Linked DNA regions of Mus musculus: region 2 is linked to region 1. The links are chromatin contacts, found by Hi-C in ENCODE. All regions are on one chromosome and are shown on one strand. The core of a region is the stretch at or near the end of the contact, and the rest is flanking DNA. Distances in the headings are between cores, read along the strand shown.

What was found. Hi-C counts contacts between places; a loop is a spot of excess contacts on that map.
Region 2: a loop to region 1 is called in a map of regulatory T cell, with 912 times the contacts of the local background. The contact joins the promoter of Crtc2 here to the enhancer-like site in region 1. A Hi-C loop is called at or near these places in 4 of 37 maps with a recorded cell type or tissue (T-helper 1 cell, T-helper 17 cell and regulatory T cell).

What each region holds. Positions count from the first base shown.
Region 1 is chr3:30,159,378-30,163,824 of GRCm38, forward strand. All of the region lies in intron 2 of Mecom (MDS1 and EVI1 complex locus), which reads right to left. Among named protein-coding and RNA genes, the nearest start is that of Mecomos, 140 kb to the left of the region's middle. Within about 2 kb of position 2,039, at least 1 of the 3 ENCODE cell types and tissues checked has a DNase peak (open chromatin) inside an H3K27ac peak, as active enhancers do.
Region 2 is chr3:90,251,601-90,256,047 of GRCm38, forward strand. It overlaps Crtc2 (CREB regulated transcription coactivator 2), which reads left to right and starts at 2,258. Exons shown (of 14, transcript NM_028881.3): 1 at 2,258-2,958. The coding sequence starts at 2,806. Slc39a1 (solute carrier family 39 (zinc transporter), member 1) reads left to right here. Exons shown (of 4, transcript NM_013901.2): 4 at 86-2,012. The coding sequence ends at 742.

The sequences.
Region 1 (4,447 bases), core at 789-3,288:
AAGATGGTTTGATTGATGGATGGATAGGAGAATGGCTCAGTGGGAAGTGGAAACATGTGGAATCAGAACCTAAACCTCCAATTTCTACACAAAAAGCAGGCATAACTGGCCACACCTATAACCCTGCCCTGGTGGATGCAGACAGGAGCATCCCTGGGCCTGCTGGCAGTCAGTCTGACCAAAAAAATTAGTAATCTTTAGGTTCAGTAACAGACCTGCTAAAAGACATGAGTCGGGGAATGATAGAGCAAGATACATGGCATCTGCTATTGTCCTCATACACAGTCATGCCCCATATACACACAGCTTCTCACAGCACACACACATACATACCCACACGCACACACACAAACACACACACACATGCCACAATGGGAAGTGTGTGTGTTAGCCAGTGGAGAGGCATTGTTTCTAATGCTGATCATGTGTGCCATGGAGAATCACCCTATCAAGGTGGTAAAACAAGTGTCTGCGCATGCTGTGCCTCTTACCTTCTGTCTTTTCTAGCGGCACAGGAGAGCACTGAGAAATCGAAAGCCGGCCACCTGGAACCCCACACGCTGGAAGACTTGGCCCTTGAACCTGAGGACCCAGCTGCAACTCTGGGTTGACTATTTAGACAAAGATGAATCTGATCATCTGATGAAACCACGTCAATCACAGATTCAGCTATAGCATTCCACGCTAGCCCTCCTTCCAGAAGCTTCTGCAGGACACAACTCCACCAACACAGAGCCCCAGAGGAAAAGGCTTACCACAGTCATTTTCCCAAGCCTGTCTGCCTCTCCCACCACCCATGCAGAATCAATTCCACTCCACAGCATCTCCACCACCTTCCTCCTGGCTCTAGGAAGTGCTCTCCATCCCCTTTTCTTGCTCTGGACTATTACTTTTTCTATTCTTTAAGTTTTCTTTTTTTATTTGAAGAAACAGTTCATATCTTAATGCCAGATAAAATACGAGCATTATGGGGATTTTCAAATGGTACTGGGCTTTGAAACTTCTCTCCCACTCTTGCTATCGTAATTTGGCTGACTTACTTTACATATTGAGCATCTAAAGATATAATTTAAAGAAATATTTTAGTGTTTTTTTAATTTAATGGGATTTTTTCAAAGTTAAAATACACGTGACTCAAGGGATTTGCCACCACCTGGTGGCAGCATATGCAAATGTCAATGTACCTAGATGTAAAAAAGGGTGGAGTTGAACCCGCTACTCAGAAGTTATACAGTAGTATCAGGTGTATCTCAGAGACACATGTCGCTGTAGGAAAACAAATGCATTTAAAAAATACAAAATCTCTTTTGAAATGAAATCCAAGTACGGAAAGCTAAGTTTTCCATAACTGAAATTAGCACACCTTATTACACAAACTTCTGGCATGCAGGGTATATTTCCATGGTGTCTTAGAACCAGCATTGTGGCTGCACGTAAGACAGCCAGCAGGGCCTCTCACATTGTCGCTGTGCTTCAATGTGGTGTTATTTTACCCGCTAGTCATTGCTTCTTCCTCTTGCCATCAGAATAAGTACTAGATTCTCATTTAGTGCATTCGACCTGGGATTCCCAGAGCTGTACTCCATCTCCTCTGAATCCAAAGGCAGAGCAAAGCCAGCTTTCTTAAACCACTGTACACAGAGAACAGGAGACCAGTGCTCCTCCCGCAGCAAGGAACTGGGAGTGGAGGAAGGATGTGGGATCTTCCCTTTCCAGACCCTTGTACTCTGTCACATGTCAGTCATGGGTTGTACTGGTTTTGTCTATTGGAACCACACCACCCTCACTCTGGCCTGACGTGGCAATGCTCTGTTCAGGCAGAACACTGTTCTCACTGAACCAGGTTCCAGTAAGTGAGGCGTATGTTTACTGAAAGAGAAAGGAAACTAGAGCCAGGTCTTTCTTTGTAGTCTCTGGGATGGTCAGACACCCAGAGACCCTCCCCCAAACAAGGGGTGCTGTCCTTGGCCTCTCCTCTGGCTCAGTGACTCAGAAGGCATGGCTTTCTTGATCACAGTGATATCTTAGACTGACTCTTCTACCAGGACACAGGAAAAGCTTCGGGGTAGGGCAGGGGCATCCTGCCAGCTCTCGGGTCTGCAGAGAGCTGTGAGGAAAAGCAAGCAGAGCTCCAGTAGGTCTTGGCAGAGCAGAAGGCAGGCCCTTGAGCAACTGTCTGAAGAAGCCACCATGGCTTTGCACTTAGTGTGCATCAGTAGGATATATCCTTATGGGTTCACCCTCCACCCTCAGTGACTGCACAGCATTTAAGGACAAAAGTGATTAGCTATAGTGCAGCTTCCAATTGAAACCAAAACCAGGTTTCCATAAACACTCACACTAATATTCTTTAGCAGCCTTTCCTGGGCCAGCTATAGATGAAGGCAATTACAAAACTTGCTTGATTCGCAAAGATAGGATGGAAGGGGAATAACCAGAGAGCCAGAAAAGTGAAACAGCAAGAACCCACCTGGTGACCTTCATAGTAGAAGGCTTTTGCCATGCCTATGGTGTTCCTTGCCCACACCAGCATCTTGTAAAGTTCACTTTGAGCATTCCAAGTGTGCCACTGTTTATTCTTCCAACACTGTACAGCCAACATTAGGTACTCCACAACTTTGAACTACAGTTCAGACAACTCACTTGTAGCTTCAGCCTTGAGGCATGGATGCCACTGACTACTGATATGAACTTGTATAGCCAAGTATGGTCAGCCATGGCCTTCCAGTGGCTGTAACAGCCACTCCACAATTTCACAGCTCCTGAAACTTTAATCCCTACCATCCTGGATGTGGAGTGATGAAAAAGGTATCACTAGTAGAGTTAGGAATTCACAGCAACCAAAAGCAACTTAGAAACCAAGCGTGCAAACTGTCTCAGAGGTGCTCATGGCAACACCTTATCATGAGGCATTGCAGGAGGGCTCCGCAGCTGTGGCTCTGAGCACACATCCGCCCTAAACACTGCAGGTGCTCCTATGACTCGACACGTGAGTGAACGGTGCTCTCCACACCTGGGCTCAGGTTCTATACATTTATAGATTAAGTATTATAGTATTTTTCTTGTCTATACAAAGTGTTCTGCTCTTATGAAAACTGAATTGTTTAATTACAGAAAATAAAAGACTTTCAATAGTTTTCTAGCATGTTCCCCAGAGTGTTATCAAAATAGTCTGTTTGTTTTTACTGTGTTAAAAGTGTCTGATTTCTTTTTAATGCTATTTAAGTTATAGATACATTTTATTTTAAAAAATCAGTACATAAATTTGACTTGGGATTAAGACAGATTATTCTACAATTGCTGAAATGGTTTAAGATATACTTCTGGCTCTGTGTGCTATATATTTCTGAGAAGTGGCATTCTCAGAATTGACAATTATAAAATATTAGGGCTGGATATATGGTTCAGCAGTTAACAATACTTGTTGTTCTTCTAGAAAACCCAGGTTTAGTTCTCAACACCAATAGCATGAAGCTCAAAATCACCTTAACTCCAACTCCAGAGCATCCATGGCTCTCACTGGGCCATTTTCAATATTGCACACACATACACACACACACACACACACTCAATCTCTCTCTCTCATACACACACACACAGCACACATACACACTCAATCTCTCTCTCTCTCTCTCTCTCTCTCTCACACACACACACACTTACACACACAATAAGAAACAAATCTTTAAGTGTAAATAAATGATTAATCAACTGAAAAATTTTTAGATGTTCTTCGTCCTTCAGTGTCAAATAACTAGCCCCAATTTAATTCTTTATGTAGAATTAAGCAAGCACAGCCATCTCATTTAGTGTGCAGATTTGACTTTGCCCTTAGTAAATGGGAGAATTGTATATATGCTAAAGGATTACTTCAAGTAAGATGCATTTCTATGTAGTGTCTTATTGGCATATGTCCACCCTGTATCCCTATGTTATATACCGAGAGCTGTGTAAACATCTCTCATGTGAGAAAGGCTCACAAGGAGGAAAAGTGTCAGAAATCAGGCTAGAGATAAACAAAGCATAAAATACGCATGTAATAAAGTTTCCACAAAGAAGAAAGCTTTCAACGAGGACACAGACCAAACCACTCAAGAAAAGTCATGTCAAAGTCACAAAGGGAGCAAACAGGTACACAGATGCTAATGTGCCTTCCTGCTGTGGTTATTATATAACAGGGAACAGGGTGGCTGCTGCCTTAGCTTCCTGGCCATAACTACATATCTTGAAATCACTCTTGATATTCTCAGGTAAAGGAACACTGAACAGTAGTCATTATCTGACAAAGGACCTTGGTTTTTCCCCCTTCTTCTCTTTCCATCAATCATTAAACAAGTAAATGTCTTTTTATGTTATTGCTTTGACATTCATTAACACTCACGTCAGAGGAAATCTTCGCAATTAAAAATTCTATCGACCATCAAAAGCTGTTTGGCTTCAACTTGCT
Region 2 (4,447 bases), core at 1,008-3,507, about 60 Mb after region 1:
CAGATGTGTATAACAGAGCCTCTACCAGGCTTTGCATCTGATTTCTTCTGATTTCCTGAACTCTTGTTGCCACCTCTGTTCACAGCTTCAGTTCCCCTTGCAAGAGTTCATCTTGGCCATGGGTTTCTTCCTGGTCCTGGTGATGGAGCAGATCACGCTGGCTTACAAGGAACAGACCAGTCCACCCCACCCGGAAGAGACAAGGGCTCTACTGGGCACAGTGAATGGTGGGCCTCAGCACTGGCACGATGGACCAGGGATCCCCCAGGCCGGCGGAACTCCAGCAGCTCCCTCAGCCCTGCGTGCTTGTGTCCTGGTCTTCTCCTTAGCCTTGCACTCAGTATTTGAGGGCCTGGCTGTAGGGTTGCAGCGAGACAGGGCTCGGGCAATGGAGCTGTGCCTAGCTCTGCTGCTTCACAAAGGCATTCTGGCAGTCAGCCTGTCCCTGCGGCTGCTACAGAGCCACCTACGTGTGCAGGTGGTGGCTGGCTGCGGGATCCTCTTCTCATGTATGACACCTCTGGGCATCGGGTTGGGTGCAGCTCTGGCAGAGTCAGCTGGGCCTCTGCACCAGCTGGCCCAATCTGTTCTAGAGGGCATGGCAGCTGGCACCTTCCTCTATATCACCTTCCTGGAAATTCTACCCCAGGAACTGGCCACTTCTGAGCAGAGGATCCTCAAGGTCATTCTGCTCCTAGCAGGCTTTGCCCTGCTCACTGGCCTTCTCTTTGTCCAAATCTAAGGTGCTTCAAGAGAAAGGGCAGGGGAGGTTGGCTATCAGGTGCCCCTGTCCTCCCTCCCTACCCTTCTCAATTGGTGGGAAATAGAAAGAAGTGGAGAAGGGAAGTAGTGAGGACCAAAGAGTTCTCTTAGATATAGGGATGGGACATTTGGACTATGAATAATGAGATGGAAGTGGGCAGAGAAGAGGCTAGCCCCAGACCCAAAGAATAAGAGATAGCGAAGTTACTACAGACGTGGTCAGGGACATTAGAAGGAGGCAGACTGCTACAGTCAGAGGCCAGGCAGTACATCTCAGAGACAAGCTGACAGAAGAACTGAGAGTTAGGCATCCAGCCTCTTTGCGATAAAGATACAGAGGCTGTAAGTCAAAGCCAGTATCCTGTTGGTTCTAGCCCATCTCACCACTCTGATGGCTGAAATGGTTCCTCCTCCTTTCTTCCCTCCTACTCTTATATTTCTCTCTTGTCTTCCACTAAGGGACTAGTGCCAAATGGTCTCTCTGCCAGTTTTCGTAATTTATCTGGCCTCTCCTGTCCTCACCTTTTTGGGTTGCTCTGTGTAGCCTTGGCTGTCCTGGAACTCACTCTTGTAAACCAGGCTGGGCTTGAGTTTACAGAGCTCCACCTGTCTCTGCCTCTGCCTCCTTAATGCTGGGACTAAAGGGGTGCCATGCCACCACTGCCTAGCTCACTAGTCTGTTGTTAAAGTGCCAAATACCCACCCACCCACCCTTTAGGTTTGTTTGCTTTTTTTTTTTTTTTTTTTTTTTTTTTTTTTTGACAGGGTTTCTCTGTATAACCCTGGTTGTCCTGGCCTCAAACTCAGAGCTCAGTCTGCCTCTGCCTCCTGAGCACTGGGATTAAAGGTGTGTAGCACATGTATTGCTCACCTGCCCCCTTTTTGAAAGCACAGTGCTGAGGTGCTGGGGCCTGCCTAGCACCTCAGTGGAGACCTATTTGCTCTTTTATTTAGGCCCCATAGTTTGGGGTGGGGAAGAAATATTTGCTGAACTGGTCTGGAGTGAGAGAAAAGTAGGTACTGACACCAGACACTACAGAAAGTGGACATGGTGGTCCATACCTAGAAAAAAACCAATAACCTGCCAAAACTTTATATCTGAGGAGTCCGGGGTGGAGGGAGACAGACTCCCTCCCCCAGGATTATTTTTGGGGAGGGAGGGCTGTGCATAGGTCTGTACTCTGTAGAATCTATTTTACTAACTGACCTGTTTTGGGATATGTTACCCAAATAAAAGATGTTTCTATACACTTCTATGGTATCTGATTCTGTGTGTGTGTGTGTGTGTGTGTGTGTGTGTGTGTGTGAGAGAGAGAGAGAGAGAAGAGATGGTCTGTGTGTGTGTGTGTGTGTGAGAGAGAGAGAGAGAGAGAGATGGTCTGTGTGTGTGTGTGTGTGTGTGTGTGTGTGTGTGTGTGTGTGAGAGAGAGAGAGAGAGATGGCCAGTCGTGTGTGTGTATGTGTGATGGCCAGTCGTGTGTGTGTGTGTGTGTGTGTGTGTGTGTGTGTGTGATGGCCAGTCGTAGAGGATATGAATCTCAGTTGCATACAGTTGATTTAAGATCCTTGTTTTCACTCACCCCACTTCTCACCTTTCCTGAGGATGACCAAATTTCTCTTTTTTCTCTTCCTTTCTGTCTCCACCCCTTCCCTTCCTCGTTTTTTCTTCAGCTTCCTTGGGGAATCCCTCTCCCTTTCCCGTTCGTAGGCTCGGGACTGTTGTAGAACTACCTTTCCCGGCTTGCTGTGCGCCGGGAGTAGGTGAGGGGTGGCGTGCGTGCCTGCCTCCCGGGGTCACACGACTGCTGGGAAGTGATGTCCGCTTCCTGCCCTCCCTGCGTGTCTGAGGGCGTAGAGGAAGCCCGTAAACAAACTACAAGTCCCAGAAGGCGGTGCGTCCGGAGTCTGGAGTAGGCTGGGGCCGAGCCGCCGGGCTCGCGGAGGCGGCGGCGGCTGCTGCTAAGGCTGAAGGAGCCGGGCCGGGCCCGCGGCAGAGGCCGTGGCTGGAACTGGGAAGGTGGCGGGGACGGACGCGGGGGTAAGATGGCGACGTCAGGGGCGAACGGGCCGGGTTCCGCCACAGCCTCAGCGTCCAATCCACGCAAGTTTAGTGAGAAGATTGCGCTGCAGAAGCAGCGTCAGGCCGAGGAGACGGCGGCCTTCGAGGAGGTGATGATGGACATCGGCTCCACACGGGTAAGGGGTCATGCCTGGGAGCCCGATCACTGAGGAGCGGGTCCCGGAGCGGAGAGGCGGGGCGGGGGCGGGAGCCGCAGGGCAGGAGGCGGAACACTGCTGGGACAGCGGGCGCCGCCGTCTGGGTGGCGTGGGGTGAGGGCCCAGGGTCAGTTAGATGAATTTTGCCGGGAAGAGGTGAACACACTGGAGAAGTCGTGGGAGTAGTAAAGACTGGGTTGGAGTTATTTACATATGAAACAGGGGTCGCAGGAGGAGATGGACCGCCGAAAGTCCATCGGCAGGGGAATGGCCCTTGTCTATCCCCAGCCGAGTCCTTTCAGGTACTCCACCGAAGCATCCTCAATCTTGGATTATGTGTTGGGAGCATAGTTTGTTTTATCCCTAATCTGACCCTTTCTGAATCTGTGATCACAGTGCCTGTGCTCTTATGGGACAACTAGGTTCCAAGGGGAAAGGGCCCCTCGAGTGGTTTGATCGGGCTGTGCTGGGTATATTGGGACAGGAAGTCCCCTCCTGTGTCCCTTCCCTTTGCTTCCTTTTTCAAATATTTCGTGTGGTTTCCTGACTTGAGTCAAGGTGAAGACCATTGCGCACAGTATGGGTCTTGGTGTATGGCTCTGGGCGACTGTGAGGAAAGGTAGAGCTTTGAATCGCCTAATTGGGCTAAAGAATCACCCTTTCCTTTGACTGGGGATGTGCTGAACTCTCTAGGCAGGTGGTGCTACCTGTGGCTCAGTGTCTGGAATGCTTTCTAGAGTCCTGTATGTGTGGGAAATACTCCTTCCTAGGAAGTTACACAAAGAAGCATCGGGCCTCAGACAAGTTGTTTTTGGAAGCACACCCCTGACCCCTGCCTTGGTTTCTTGCTTCCCAGGGCAGGTTGTGAGGGAATTAGGGTAAACACTCAAGAGTTTGCAGGTAAGCAGCCCCAACTTAGGGACACAATTATTTTTAAAACAGCAGGTGAGGGATATTGCAGTATCTTTCATAATAAAGAGCTTGAAGGAAACTAAGGGGAGATGATGGAGCATAAATACCATATTTCAAAGCTCTTTAGTTCTATATATGACTGACTGACTGTATTTATGTGTGTATCTCCCTCTACTCTTTGAGTCCTGTGTGTGTTTCCCCTTTGATTTTTCTAGAGACCACATGTTCTAGTTTATGAGAGTTCAAGATAGATAAATAGAGATGCAAATCTGGTGTGTGTGTGTGTGTGTGTGTGTGTGTGTGTGTGTGTGTGTTTATAACCTCCTCTTAACCACCATGAGGATTATGAACTATTGACTGCTCCCTTTAAGAGCTTTTGATTATGGTGGGGGTAGAGTTAAGAAGATGGGAGAGAGGTTTATTTCCAGTGGAGAGCTTGAGGCTCTGTACTGTGGACCAGAGCGAGTGTGTGCACGTGAGGAACGAGAGGCTGGGCCGTCTGTCTGTGTGGTGCTTTCGTAGCGCTTTCCTACCTAGTTTTCTCTTGCCGATTAAC